2 separate regions of the Mus musculus genome follow, and region 1 is linked to region 2. A link is a contact called in ENCODE Hi-C or POLR2A ChIA-PET data. All regions are on one chromosome and are shown on one strand. Each heading gives the region's core, a stretch centred on a gene start or an enhancer-like site at or near the end of the contact. The rest is flanking DNA. Distances are from core to core; before and after follow the strand shown.

The links. A loop is a pair of places that touch in the nucleus more often than their neighbours do. ChIA-PET counts read pairs that join two places held with the same protein, here RNA polymerase II (POLR2A).
Region 1: a loop to region 2 is called in a map of left cerebral cortex, with 2.1 times the contacts of the local background. The contact joins the promoter of Elf2 here to the enhancer-like site in region 2. A Hi-C loop is called at or near these places in 4 of 37 maps with a recorded cell type or tissue (T-helper 2 cell, heart and left cerebral cortex). POLR2A ChIA-PET finds 5 or more read pairs at or near these places in 1 of 5 experiments (Patski).

What each region holds. Positions count from the first base shown.
Region 1 is chr3:51,337,294-51,344,477 of GRCm38, reverse strand. It overlaps Elf2 (E74-like factor 2), which reads left to right and starts at 3,834. Exons shown (of 10, transcript NM_023502.2): 1 at 3,834-4,064.
Region 2 is chr3:51,297,903-51,305,364 of GRCm38, reverse strand. The region is part of intron 4 of Elf2 (E74-like factor 2); the gene reads left to right. Among named protein-coding and RNA genes, the nearest start is that of 4930577N17Rik, 25 kb to the right of the region's middle. Within about 2 kb of position 2,249, at least 1 of the 3 ENCODE cell types and tissues checked has a DNase peak (open chromatin) inside an H3K27ac peak, as active enhancers do; it is heart, where a contact is called at or near this core.

The sequences.
Region 1 (7,184 bases), core at 2,585-5,084, 38 kb before region 2:
GCCATGTGGTTGCTGGGATTTGAACTCGGGACCTTCAGAAGAGCAGTCGGTGCTCTTAACCACTGAGCTATCTCGCCAGCCCCCCTGGAGTCTTTAAGATACTTTGTGGTAAAGCTTTCTGGTTTCTTACTAGGCTTCCCTCTACAAGGGATCGATATGCCTTCTGAAGGCCTGCTTCCAAAGAGCTCTCTCAGAAACTTTCACTCTGTACAGTGTTGGCTAATACCACGAGAGCAGAGCACTTCATCTGGGAAGCAAATATACCCAAACTGCAGAGCACAAAGCAATAATGTTGCTGGGCATACATATAATCTTAGGCCTCAATGCTGAGGCAGGAGAATCTTCTGTTGGAGGTCAGTCTAAGCTGTACAACCAGGAAAGCTCCCTCATCCAAACAAACAAACTCTTGCATTCTACAATGTTGCGAACAAAACTTTTTCTGGGGAGACTCAACACACACATCTATCTGTTCAGCCCAGTCAAATGACCCACACAGACCAAGTACAGATACTGCCAAAGTCCATCTTGGTGCACCAATGAGTTTTATTGAGGTTACTTATTGGAGTACAGCTAAGGGGTTCCTTATGGAAGCGGAAATAACTCAAAGACAGCTTCATCACCAAGACCCCACTCGGCATGGGTGACAGCTTGGGAAAGCTGGGAACTTGGGAAACACTGCACAGCCTTCGGGCAGCTCAAAAGGTTGTAGATTGTCCTAAGCTGGTGCTTGAGTTGATCTAGCCTTCTTCCAGGTAGTTCAGTTGCCTTTTGTTTCTTCTAGGCCACTGGGCTGGTATCAGAGTCTTCTTTGCTGTTTGGCTTTGCATTTCTGAGAGGGACTCTCAGCTTTTATTGCTTACAGGGAGGAGCCTAGTGAATATGGTCAGTTTCAGGGACTTCCTGGAGTTCTTTTGAGTTCTCTTCTTACTTAAGGAGCTTCCCTGAAGAATGCAAAGTTTCAATCTCAGAGGAAACTGTTGCACAACATCCAGGTCCCCAACTATAAGCTGGGAATGGCTCCTGGCGGGTTTCCAGTGTGCGTGTGTCATCTTTCTTGGACCAGCTGACTCTCCAGACATGTTCTTCGAATCGTTTAAGGCAGGAGTGCTAGAGAGGCAAGCAGAAACATGCAGTACCTCTTGAGGCCAGGACCTTCAGGATCTTTACATCATAACTTCTGTCCATGTTGTTTTGCCCAGAAGCAAATACAGTTATCAGAATCCAAGATGAACAGGGTGCAGAAATGTTATGACAGATCTACATTAAATTTTTCTTTTAAGATTTATTTTATGTATGTGAGTACACTGTCATTGTCTACACATTAGAAGAGGGCTTTGAATTGCATTAGAAATGGCTGTGGTTGCTGAGAATTGAACTCAGGACCTCTGGAAGAGCAGCCACTGATCTCCTGAGCCATCTCTCCAACCTCTCAGTTCTACATTTTCTTTTTCTTTTATTTTTAAATCCGTTTTATTATTTTATGTGTATGAGCATTTTGCCTACATGTGTTTCTAGGCATGCGGTGTACCCACAGAGGCCAGAATAAAAGGACACTGGATGCCCTGGAACTGGAGTTTCCGATGATGGTTGTGAGCCCTAATTTGGGTGCTGGGAACCAAACCCAAGTCCTCTGCATCAGTACATCAGTAGGTACTGTTCAGCTGCTGAGCTGTCTCTCTAACTCAGACCTACATTTCAAAGTGCAAGCATGCTTAGAACAGTGAAAAAGCCGAGAGAACAGTAAGTTCTTCGCCTGGGACTTTCCATCTTACCCTGGATGGGAAATGTGGCAAAACATTTCTTCTCAAAGTAGCTAATAGGAATAGGAAGTTCCCTATTGTAACATTTGTCTCTAACTAAAGAAAGCAACTCCTGCCACGCAAGAGAGACTCAGTATTCTTACTCAGAAAGTGTCAAAGCGGGCAGTGGCTCTGTAAGTAATCATTTATAATAAACAGGATATAAACACCATCCTCTATAACGGATGCTGTGCGTGCAGTACTCTGTTATGTACGTATTAAGGTCTTAAAGTTATCAAGACTTCATTTTTGTAGTTCAGAGTGATGCCAACCCGAAGTTAAGAGGATCGTTTATTAGCCATTGGGCTAATGCAAATTTCTAATACATTTCAGAGTGAAAACGGCTTTTTTTTTTTTTTTTGGTTGCTTTTTAAGAAAGAAGCACCCAACTAGGCAGTAACAGCTTTTAAAACTGAGGCTAAATTCTAATGTTCGGCAGGGACTTAAAACAACAGAGCAACCTCTGGCATGCCTTTCACATTTGAGCCCCATTCTAGGGTCATTTCCACGGTTCCCACGTTCATCTCCACAGCCATCACACCGCTCAGTATTTCGTTCTTGTAAAAACTGGTTGTAGAACATCAACAGTCAGGCTGGAGTCCAGAAATTAACCCGGTGTATGCTGTTCCAAGTGCTGGGGCTCCCCCAGGGAGCCTGCAGGAGTCAGAGCCCAGCAGGATCGGCCCCCGCGCGCACCGGGACAACCGATGCTCTTTGTTAAAGAAACAAATACATTCCGCGGCGGCGGGGAATGGTGGTGGTGCTTGGGGGAAGAGACCTAGCATGCATAACTGCGCCTAAGAAAGACCATTAGCGAGCCGCTGCAAACGCAGGACATCCCGGGCACCGTGTCATTGGCTTTTGTGCCCTGGAAGGCGCGTGAGAGTGCCCTGCTCAGAGGCTCCCCTTTGTGTGAAAGTGTGCAAACCAGAAGCCTGCAGCTCCCGCTGGCTTCGCCCCTTTTTTTTCCCCAATTCGTGGACACTTGGAACAAGATACTCTTCCTCCACACACACGCGCTCCTTCACCCTGGCTCTGAAGATCTCGGGACTTGAGTTACTTCTCGGAGGCGGACGGGACTAGAAGCGACAAAGACTGGGGCGGGCGGTCGCGGCTCCCCGGGACCCCCCCGAACGGGGGCCGCCCGCCGCGCTCCGCAGCTGCGCGCTGGGCCGCCCGCCCGCCGGCCACCGCGGGCACCAACCGCCGCGCAGCCGGGCCGTTGGGCGGTGGTAATTTCTGGGAACGGGGCGGGGTCCGGGGTGGACGAGCTGGGAGGCGGAGCGGGCGGCGCCCCGGGCCGCGAAACGGGCGGGGCGGGGCGCCACGTGCGTCAGTGGCCGGGTGGGGCGGGCCGCGCGCTCCTGCCCGCCAGCGCCGCCACCATCCGCGGAGCCCGGGAGACGCGCGGGGACTCTGAACACCCGGGCTGACAAGAGTTTTATTTTGCAATCGCTCACTTCCCTAATGCTTAATCTACGAGTGCAGAGCGGTCCCTGGAGGTCTTGGGAGGGGAGTCCGGAGTTGGAAGGGGGGTGATGAGGGGTGACAGCAAAGACCTGAGAGTGGCCCAAGAGGTGCGCGTGTCGTCCCGGCCGGGCTGCAGGTGCACGCGCGGCCCCGCCGTCCCCACGCGCTGGTCCCGCGTCCGCAGCGCAGTGCAGCGCGCGACGTGGGGGAGTGGGGAAGCCCCGGGGACGCGGAGCGGGACGAGTGGCGAGCGTCTCCACCTGAGCAGGCGGGTTCGGGCGAAGTTGGGCGCTGAGAAGAGGGCGGGATTCGAGAGCGCAGGAGGCGGGCTGCGGGGGGCCCGAGGGCGGTGGGGAGTATAAATAGCCGGCCCGGTTTGACAGGCGCTGCGGTGACTGGCGGTGTCGCCTCCCCCGGCGGCGCGCGGGGAGGGAGGAGCGCGCGGAGCGGCCGGGTGGGGGAGGCGGACTCCAGTGTCCTGGTGGCGGCGGCAGGAGGCCGAGGGGGAGGAGCCGAGGCGGGTGCGGAGGGCGGGGGCCGGCCGCAGCTTCCCCGCGCCCGGCTGTGTCGCCGCCGTCGCCTCGGCGGTTGGGGGGGATCTGTAGGGTGGCGCGCGCGGGGGGCGCAGCGCGGTTTTGTCTCGTCCTGTGGTGCGGAGCGGCTCGCGCGGTGGCCAGGGGAGGCCCCCTCGGCTTCCCGCAGGACGCCGGGCCAACGGCGGGCGGCTGCGGCGTCTCGGCCGGTCTGCGGCCCTGAGGGAAGGGCAAGGGACTCGGCGACGTGGAGGGAGAGCAGGTAAGAGCGCGGGGACGGCGGAGGCCGGCGGGAGCGAGCGGGAGGGAGAGGGAGGGCGCGGCGAGCCAGCCCGGCCGTCCCGAGTGTCGCCTCCTCCCGGGCGCCCCCGCCCCGCGCCTGTGTTGTTTGCTCGGGCGGCGGCGGAGGGGCTTTCCGGAGGCTGGGGCGGTGACACCGGCGGAGCTGGGGGCAGGGCGGGAGCCCGCACCGGAGCGGCCCGGGGCAACGGTCGTGGCGCCGAGGGACCGCGGCGCGCGCTGTTTACCTCGCGGCGCCAGTCATCGCGCGGCGGCCGGGCTGCCGGGGCAGCGCGTCCCGGGCGGCAGTTTCCGTCGCCGTCGGGCCTGCTCCCCGCCGCCGGGGCGGGCACGACAGGTTGTACTCCGCCGTTCTTTTATTCTCACTCTCCGCCGGCCCTCCGTCGCCGCCTTCTCCTGGTTCCCCGGGGAGCCAGGCTGCGATCACTATCTGTGTTTGCAACAAAACAACAAAAAAACCCTGGGGCTCTTGGAAGCGCCTAGGTCCAGAGTCTCCTCCGGGGTCCTCCGCCGGCGGTGCTGGCCCTTAGGGCATCTCGCGGAGAGTGTCGTGGGCGCCCCGCGCGCCTCGGTACCGATTCTGCCTCAGCGGCGCTGCGCGCGGCGGCCGGACCCACTCAAGACTTTAGTGGGACATTTTTACTCTGTCAGCAAAGGACGGAAAAATAACCCACGGACCAACTTGGTGGACTGTCCTTATGGGAACCACGTTCTCAGCTGTATACCCTTTCTTTAAGTTCTTAGTACTCTATCAATAAGATGGGGGACGCGTCATTGTAACCCTGGAACATCTTTCTCGTGTTCATGACATTACTCTGTGGTTTATGCTTTAATCCGACAGTGAGAAAGTATAATAAAAACTGCGCCTCTGAGCTCAAGACTTTTGTTTTTGTTTTTTTCTCCAAGTCTCAGTTGAGAGGCAAACTGCTCACTTTCTCTAGTGGACAATGTCCATCCGGGCCCTACTGAGATAAGATTGTATATTTGTGGGTTACAGTTTCTTTAGAGTGTTGAATGACTTCGTATGAGACTGGGAACTGTTGAATTATGTTTAAAGGGATTTAGGAATAAGATTTATAGAAGGCATGTGGCTGTAGTTGATACATCCAGTAAATACAAGAAGTTGAAGTCTGATGTGTCTTCAACATTTAAAATCTCAATATTTAACGTTATCCTTTGCTGTTGCTGGTTGTTTGCTTGCTTTTTGTCTGTCGAGACAGGGTAGAATCTCTGTGTAGCCTTTGTTGTTCTGGAACTTGCACTGTAGACCCAGGCTGGCCTCGAACTCAGAGATCAGCATGCAGCTTCCCCCCCCCCCCCCCCCCCCCCCCCCCCCCCGGCTCCGGAGTGCCTGGGTTTCAAGGTGTGTGGCACCATCGCCCTGGCAGTGTTATCCTCTTTATACTTGTTTACTTGGATTATTCACTGTACTTCGCAGACATAAACAGTTGCAAAATGTTTCGACAGAGTTGAAAACTTTGGGTTTTTTTTTTTTTTTTTTATCCCAAATTTCTTCAATGGTAAGTTTACCAAATCAGGGTTGATGATTTTACCTGTTCACAGGTTGTGTGTATCTTTTTTTGGGGGGCGTGGTGGTGGTGGTGGTGAATGGATCGGCATGGGGAGAGGTTGCAGCATTATTGAGATACTAACCACATGCCATTCAGTTATAAGTGTACAAGCTCAGTTTTTAAGGTTTAGTCACAGAGCTGCACAATTACTGAACTCAATTTTAAAGCATGTTTTTACCCCTAAAAAAAGATCATATGGGTCTGCAGTGTAGCCCAGTGGCACAGTGCTTGCTTTGCATGGGGGAGGCTCTGAGTTCAGTCCTCGGTACTGCCAGCGGAGACACTAACCACCCAGCGAACATACCAGTTAGCCATTACTCACTTGTCTCTCATCTTTCTGGACCTTTGTATCCCTTATGGATTTTCCTGTTCTGGGTATTTCATGTAAGTACAAGTGTGCAATATGGAGGCTTTTGTGATGGCCTCTTTTGCATAGCATAAAGTTTTTGAAGTTTGTGCATGTTGTGGCATGTATCAGCACATTACTGTTATTATTATTTTGCTGAGTAATGCTCCTCTATGGATAGGCTTCCTTATTTTTATCCATTCATCGGTTGGTAGGGATCTGAGCTTCCACCCCTGGCTATTGTAATTTTTGTATGCAAGTTTTTGTGTGGATGTGCTTTCATTTCTCCTTGGAGTGATATTTTTAAAGAAATCAGCCTTTTGGCATGATATCAAAAATAGTTCCTCCATTTTGAGAATATAATCCAGTCTTTTGGGTTTTTTTTGTTTTTTTGTTTTTTTGTTTTTTTTTGAGACAAGGTTTCTCTGTGTACCCCTTGCTGTCCTGGAACTTACTCTGTAGACCAGGCTGGCCTTGAACTCACAGAGATCTGCCTGCCTCTGCCTCCTGTGTGCTGGGATTGAAGTATGCACTACCACTGCCTGGCTAATCCAGTATTTTTTTTTCTTTCTTCTTTTTATCTCATCTGTATTTTCCTTTTAAAGCAGAATGTGACTGGGCACTATTTACAGTCACAAGCCTTGCTGTGTTACAAGACCTAGGAAACTTAGGGTTTTGTTCTCGGGACTCTAATCCAGTATCTATAAAAATGAATGGGGTTGAGACTATCCCAGGCTTGCTTTATAATACTTTTTTCTGTCCACTCCTAAAATTTGCCGTAGCCTGTTTGGGGCTAATTAACTGTCCCTCCCTGAAGGCCCAGCCCTAGGCAATAGCCATTTTGTTTCATTTCCCTGTGTTTGCTTCCTCTGGTTATTGTGCATCATGGAATCATAATGCACATTTTTAAGGTTTGACATCTTTCATTTAGCATACTTTAAAGATTCTTTCCTACATTGTAGCATGTATCAGGACTTTATTTCTGATAAGTAATATTTTATGGCTATGCCAACCGACCAGTTATGATAGATATTTGAATTGTTTCCAGTTTCAGGCAGTTCAAAATGATACACCTTGAAGGTTTGATTACAAGTCCTTATGTGGATGTGTGGTTTTCTCTTCGTGGGTGTAAGCACATGGAAATATGATTTACTGTATCATATGT
Region 2 (7,462 bases), core at 1,000-3,499:
CCTGGCTTAGTATTTTTATATTAGAAAATCTGAGCTTGAGTTTGTTGGTTTTTAAAAGACCCACACACTAAGTGGATTATACTTCTTACAGAGCATAGACAGATGGGTAAGGGTGGCCAAGGCTTAGCTGAGTCTGTTTCAGTTTGCTGGTGGGCTGGGATGGGAGGGTCATTTTTCATAGTATTAAAAGCTTGTAACAGAAACTCTAAACATGTAGATGTTTTAAAAGAAACTGACTGAGAAGAAATGGGAAGGTCTCGGTTTTTATTTGGTGAATTGGGGGAATTAAGACTATAGAATAAGGGCTGCTGAGTTGGCTCAGTGGGTATTGGGGCTTGTCTTACAAGCCTGGCAGTCTGTTTGATCCTCAGGGTCTGTGATGAGCTGGAAGGAAAGAACTGGCTCCACACAGCTGTTCTCTGACATCCAGATGTGCACCATGGCACAGGAGCTATGCACACACATCATGAACACAGACAAGTAAAAAAAATGTATAGAATAGGATTTCCTTGTAAACGTTTTCTAGACTTCTTTTAAACTATAATTCATTCCCTGTCTCTCTGTCTCTCTGTCTCTCTGTCTCTCTGTCTCTCTGTCTCTGTCTCTCTCTCTCTCTCTCTCTCTCTCTCTCTCTGTGTGTGTGTGTGTGTGTGTGTGTGTGTGTGTGTGTGTGTGTGTGTGTGTTTTGAGACAGAATCTCTTAGTGTAGCCCTGGCTGTCTTAGAAGACTACCTGGCCTCCAGGTTACAGAGATCCTACTGCCTCTGCCTCCTGGGTCTCGGGATTAAAGTCGTGCGCCGCTGCTACACCTGGCTTATGATTCATATTTTATTAGCCTAAAATCATAGTTAATTTAACTTGTTCTTTCATCTCTGGTGGTCACATTGAAGTTTTTCTTCTTTTGTTCCTCTATACCCTTACATGTCTGACAGAGACACTATCCTCACTGTTAAGTAGGTTGGAGTGGGTGGGTTCATGGCCCTTCATTACTTTGTATGTAAGAGGACTGACTCCCCTTTTGATCGTAATTTTGGTTTACTTTGCTTATCTTTCTTTTAAAATTTTCCATTTTTTCTCTCTGGGCTTAGTGATGATACTAATATCCTCTTAAAGGTTGTAGAAAAAACTGAGAACTGTAAAACTTTTAAAAGTGGTATATTCATCTAATTTTATCACAAGCAGCTGTGAGGCACTGAAGATTAGTAATGATAAAGAGTCTTTAGGAGCAGCAGTAAGCTGTGGAGGGTGGGTGGGCTTGTCTCTGGGGGCTTGAAATAACTCCCAGAGCCACACACTTCCGCAGCACAGCCTGCTGACATGTGGGCGTGATGAGAGGGAGGCGCTGATTGGATCCTCTACAGAGATTTTTAATGCTTATTTAAAAATATAGAGATATGAAGTAAGTTTTATTGAATGTCAAGAGTTAGAAATTAAGCAGATAAAGGCGCCACAAGACTCGCAGGCTCTTAGGAGGAAGCACAACCATGGACCTCACATCTCTGATATAGGATGAATTCTGAATATAGGCTGAGGTGTAGCCTAGTGGTAAAGTGCTTATCTACTATGTGTAAGGTCTTAGGTTCAATCTCAAGTACCATACGAAAATAAACAAATGCCATTTGATAAAAATTGTAGTGGAAGAGGCGCGAAGGCTGGCTGTTGTGACTTGAAGGGTGACTTGAGAAACTGAAGTAGTGGCCATAGGAAGAGTGGGCTCCATACACAGCATCCCAGTCAAATGTACCCTGATCCCGGACAAGGGAGGGGCTACGCAGCACAGTTAGAGATGGTGACATCCTGGAGAGATGAAGGAAAGATGGTTTTAAGAAGCAGATGATCTAAATAAATAAATAAATGAAAATGAAAAAAGAAGCAGATGATCTTAATGGTCAGGTTTGATTTTGAGTTGAGATAAGGTATCTAAGAAGAAGTATGTAGGTATTTACAGATGGATACAGGAGTAACCAGGATTTTGTCACAAAGAAAATGGCTAACTTATGGGGAGCCTTAGTAAAAGAAAGCATAGCATGGAAGAGGAGGGTAGTGCTCAGCTCTCTACAACAGAGCTGTTTCTATTCTTGGCTCCCGGGCTCAGGGGAGGGCCCACCTATACAACTCAAACAGGAAGCCACTGCCCTGGAAAAAGAATCGCCTTGGCAAAAGCTGGGACCTTGGTCAAGGATGCACCTGGTTGGATGTCAGTGCCACAGTGAGGGGGGCAGGTTAAGTCTCCTAGTCTTACTCTCCCCTTTTCTAGTCCCTGCCCAGTCTCTCCACTGAACAAGCCCAGTTAGAAGCTGTGTGAGCCCCTTTAGTGCAGCTGCTCTCCGGGGGTGGAAAGAGCCAGGATGGATGGAAGATGCCTAGTGTAACTGCAGCCCAGTGACCAAAGGGTAGAGACAGGTTTGGGAGTTATCCTTACTGAAGCCATGGAACCAGTTAGTTAGGCCGAGGGAGGAGGTGTGGCAGAATCCTCCCATGGGCCTGGATGAGAAAAGGACATACAATTAAACAATTACTTTTAGAAATGTTTGTAATTTGAAAAGCATGAAGCATTCTAAAAGCGAATATGAGAGAGCGTCCTGGGTGACAGAGTTTAAGTATCTTTCTCTGGCAGGAAGGAGTTCCGCCTTTGCTTACCTACTTCTGCCTTCAGTTTTCCTCCACATCACTCAGTTGGCAATGCTTAAACCTTTCAGTGTTTCACTGTTATAAAATAGGAATTTAAGACTGTAAGGACGAAGGAAGTAGTTACAGGACAGTTCTTGAACAAGTCTTCCATTGGCTTCATTAGCAGGCTTTCATATGTCTGCAAGTGTATTCAGCCAGAACACTTAACTTCGCATACATCTGTTGTATTTCCTTTCATTTCCACATTAAAAAAGAAAAGAAAAAGATAAATACCAAAGAAACACATACTTGAGCAAGCATTTTTCCTTGTCATTCTTCCTTGGCTCATTGTATGTGTCAGTCTATAGCATTTCTCAGCCAGCCTCCAGCTCACTGCACTTGTCAGCCAGCCTCTAGCTCACTGCACTTGTCAGCCAGCCTAGAGCTCACTGCACTTGTCAGTCAACCTACAGCTCACTGCACTTGTCAGTCAGCCTATACAGCTCACTGCACTTGTCAGTCAGCCTATACAGCTCACTGCACTTGTCAGTCAGCCTATACAGCTCACTGCACTTGTCAGTCAGCCTATACAGCTCACTGCACTTGTCAGTCAGCCTACAATTCACTGCACTTGTCAGTTAGTCTACAGCTCACTGCGCTTGTCAGTCAGCCTACAGCTCACTGCACTTGTCAGTCAGCCTATACAGCTCACTGCACTTGTCAGTCAGCCTATACAGCTCACTGCACTTGTCAGTCAGCCTACAGGTCACTGCACTTGTCACTCAGCCTACAACTCACTGCACTTGTCAGTCAGCCTACAACTCACTGCACTTGTCAGTTAGTCTACAGCTCACTGTACTGGACAGCCAGCCGACTACAGCTCACTTTGCTTGTCAGCCACTGTACTGCTCTTTGTTTGCTAGATTTCAAAGGCCAGTCTTCTGCCAAGCTCAGTGGCCCTCGGGTCATCCAGAAGTGCATCCTTTGTGGAAACTACACTCCCGGCTCTCTTCCTTCCTGCCTTTCACAAGGACTTTTCCAAACACACTGAGCTTCCTCTTCCATTTTATCACCTGTAGTCTGCTTAGCACTCTCTGTTGTAGCCCCGTGTACCCGAGACTTTGTACAGTTGTTATTGTCAACATTAATCACTCTTCTGACCGCCCATCATGCTATCTGGATAGTTACTTTCTTATGTGGTTCTTGCATATGTCCTTTTCCTTCATAGTAAGGATGAAAGTAACCTTGAAATTGTGTGTGGTGGATTTTTGTGTGTGTTTGTGTGTCTGTGTGTGTGGTGGATTTTGTGTGTGTGTGTCTGTGTGTGTGGTGGATTTTGCGTGTGTTGTTTTGAACATATGAAAGGTAGTCAGGAAATACAAAGCACTAAGTTTTTTATCTTAGTGAAGAACCATTTTATGGCCACGTGTGGTGAAAGTTACCTGCAGTCTCAAGACTGGGGAAGCTGAGGCAAGAGGATGGTGACTGAGTCCAGCCTGGACTACATGGAACCAGACCCAGTTTCAGACAAGTAAATGAAGTAAAGAAAGAAAAAGGGAGAATAATATATATTTATATATAAAAGTTTATATAAAGTCTTCAGTATTTCTTTGTTGAATGACCTAATGTTACTCAGAATTTTGAAAGTCATCCAAAAATACCTGAATGTGGTCATATATATATACCATTGATTTTTAATAATTGATTATATCTAAGTTTTTTTTTAAACAGTAAGAGCAATGGAAAAATTAGGAAGCTTTACAAAGAATAAACAAACTGAAAGTCATCACCATCAGTGAGAAAGATTGCTACTTTTTTTTTTTTTTTTTTTTTTTGGTTTTTCGAGACAGGGTTTCTCTGTGTAGCTCTGGCTGTCCTGGAACTCACTTTGTAGACCAGGCTGGCCTCGAACTCAGAAATCCGCCTGCCTCTGCCTCCCAAGTGCTGGGATTAAAGGTGTGCGCCACCACGCCCGGCCAGATTGCTACTTTTAAAGATCTAAATAATATAATTTTAGTATTGGCATAGATTAATCTTTTAAAATTTATATTATTATTTGACATGTCTTATGCTGCCCAGGTTGGCTCCAAACCACGGGCTCCAGCAGTCAGTCCTTCTGCCTCAGCTTCCCACGTAGCTGGAGCAATTCCCTGTGCTGCCATGCTCAGCGGAGCGCTGCTGTGTGAAGTTGTTGTGTTATCTTCTTCTAGTTGTTCTTGGAATGCATCACTAGTAGATCTTTCTGGTCTTTTTAAGGCTCTTGCATCTCTCCTTTGAGTAGCCGTGGCGACACTTTGCTTTGTATTCAGCCACCAAGGCATAAAAAAATTATCGTCGTACTTAGTTACCAAGAAGCTTTAAAAAAAAAAAATCTGTTTTTATGGGCTGGCATGATGGCTCAGTGGGTAAAGGTGCTTGCCACCACAAGCCTAACGACCCTACACGGTGTAGTGAAAGAATAGACCCTTGAAGATTAACAACCTCTGACTTCCATAACTTGTCCTGACACACACATTCCTACATACACACTCACGAATGTACAACAAATATATAAATACTGTTTTAGTGGGCAACAAAAATTTGTATTTAAAGATTAGCTGAAATTTAGAAGAATAAAATTTTTTGTGTAATTTAATAAGAAAACAATGGTTACTTTTTAATAAATGAAAGTAAAGGTTTATAAGCACAGTTTGAAAAAATAAAGTCAGATTTCTTTACTGAAATATCAGAAGCCGGATTTCTGTCTTGAAGACTTAGGCCTAGTCTGACTTTATGATGAGCTGTGATAACTTCCATATTTGTTATACCATCAGAAATCCTCCCTGTGGCACAAAAGGACTCTTTTAATTAGAAAATATTGTTGCCACAGGGAGGTAGAAGATCGACTTGAGAAACTGGGGACCTGGCAAGGAGCCCCAGTCCTAGGATCCCCTGAAGGTGAGACAGATTGAGCCAGAAGGAAGACAATGCTGGTAGGTCGGCTTTTAATTTATTAAGAATGTTACGGTGTTATTGTTATAGTTATTTCATCTACTTTATCATATTTGTGTTTAAAGAATGACAAAAATTTCTCCCTAAGAAGAAATGATAAAGTAGTGTTTTTTCACCTAAGCGGTTTTCTTCCCATGTTGTCCCCTCACCTTGCCTTGTAACTACCGCTGTGGGAAAGTTCCAGCATGGTCTGAGAAAGGCCTCTTCTCTCCCTTCTGTTGTTTCCATGTTCTTCCAATACAGATGTTTTCCAAGTCCTTTAAAATGTTTTCTTTCAATTGTCTGTTTTCTTGGGGTTGGTAAAACATAAATCTTAAAGTTAATTGAGTTTTCTTTCTGGAATTAACTGAATTATAATTTTACTGTGACTAAAGTTGTCTAGAAGGCATTATTGGAGAAGAGCTTTAGTATTTTAATATCTATGTTTCATTTAGTCTGAGAGGCCGTCAGGAGTTAAAAACCATTACTTTTTTACCAGTAGAGGAAGAAGGTGCTTCCAATTTACACACAGTGAGAAACCACTATTTATAAGGCACATCCCAATTCAGAGATGTCAAAGTGTGAAAAACTGCATCATAGAATTATTGAAATGTGATATTTTATAATTTTGAATCTTCTCCAAATATGCAATTTCCATTTACTTGGAATTAGACATTAAAATATCTAGTCTGTGATAAATGGGGATGGGCCGCAGTGTGGAGGGCTGCAGTGTGGAGGGTTGCAGTGTGGAGGGCTGCAGTGTGGAGGGTTGCAGTGTGGAGGGCTGCAGTGTGGAGGGTTGCAGTGTGGAGGGCTGCAGTGTGGAGGGCTGCAGTGTGGAAGGTTGCAGTGTGGAGGGCTGCAGTGTGGAGGGTTGCAGTGTGGAGGGCTGCAGTGTGGAGGGTTGCAGTGTGGAGGGCTGCAGTGTGGAGGGTTGCAGTGTGGAGGGTTGCAGTGTGGAGGGCTGCAGTGAAGAGGGCTGCAGTGTGGAGGGTTGCAGTGTGGAGGGCTGCAGTGTGGAAGGTTGCAGTGTGGAGGGCTGCAGTGTGGAGGGTTGCAGTGTGGAGGGCTGCAGTGTGGAGGGTTGCAGTGTGGAGGGCTGCAGTGTGGAGGGCTGCAGTGTGGAGGGTTGCAGTGTGGAGGGCTGCAGTGTGGAGGGTTGCAGTGTGGAGGGTTGCAGTGTGGAGGGCTGCAGTGAAGAGGGCTGCAGTGATGTGGAGAGATGCAGTGTAGAGGGCTATAGAGGAGAGGGCTGCAGTGGAGTGTCCTTACGTGAGCTCACTTAGCTTTCAGACTTCATCACTGCCTCTCAAGACAAGATTCTAAAACTCCAAGCATTTGCTGAGTGTGATGCTTCCACTCCCAGCATTTGTGAGGTTGAGGCAGGAGGACCCTTAGTTAAAGGTTACCAAAAACTGTGTAGCTAGAGTCTGCCTTAAAAACAAGACAGATGGGCTAGAGATGCTCTGTGGTTAGGACGGCTGCTGACCTTGCAAAGACCTGAATTTGGTACCCAGCTCCCACATCCAGATGCTTACAACTGCCTGTAACTCCAGCTCCAGATAACCCAAAGCCTTTGTCTAGACTTTGAGTACCCAAGTACAAGTGTGTGTACACATATAGGCACACACAAAGCAAAAAATGGCCTAAAGCAAGTAGTTGTTCTGCCAATTGGTAAGCAGAAATAAAAAACGAACCATTTAAGATACTATTTATATAAACATCAGTGTTTCAGTCGTTGGGGGTTTGTTTGTATGTTTTGCTTTTTGTTTTGTTGTTGTTGTTTGTTTGTTTCTTGAGTCAGGGTTTCCCTGTGTAGCCTTGGCTGTCCTGCAACTCAAAGCAGGTTGGCCTCAAACTCAGAAATCCATCTATCTCTGCC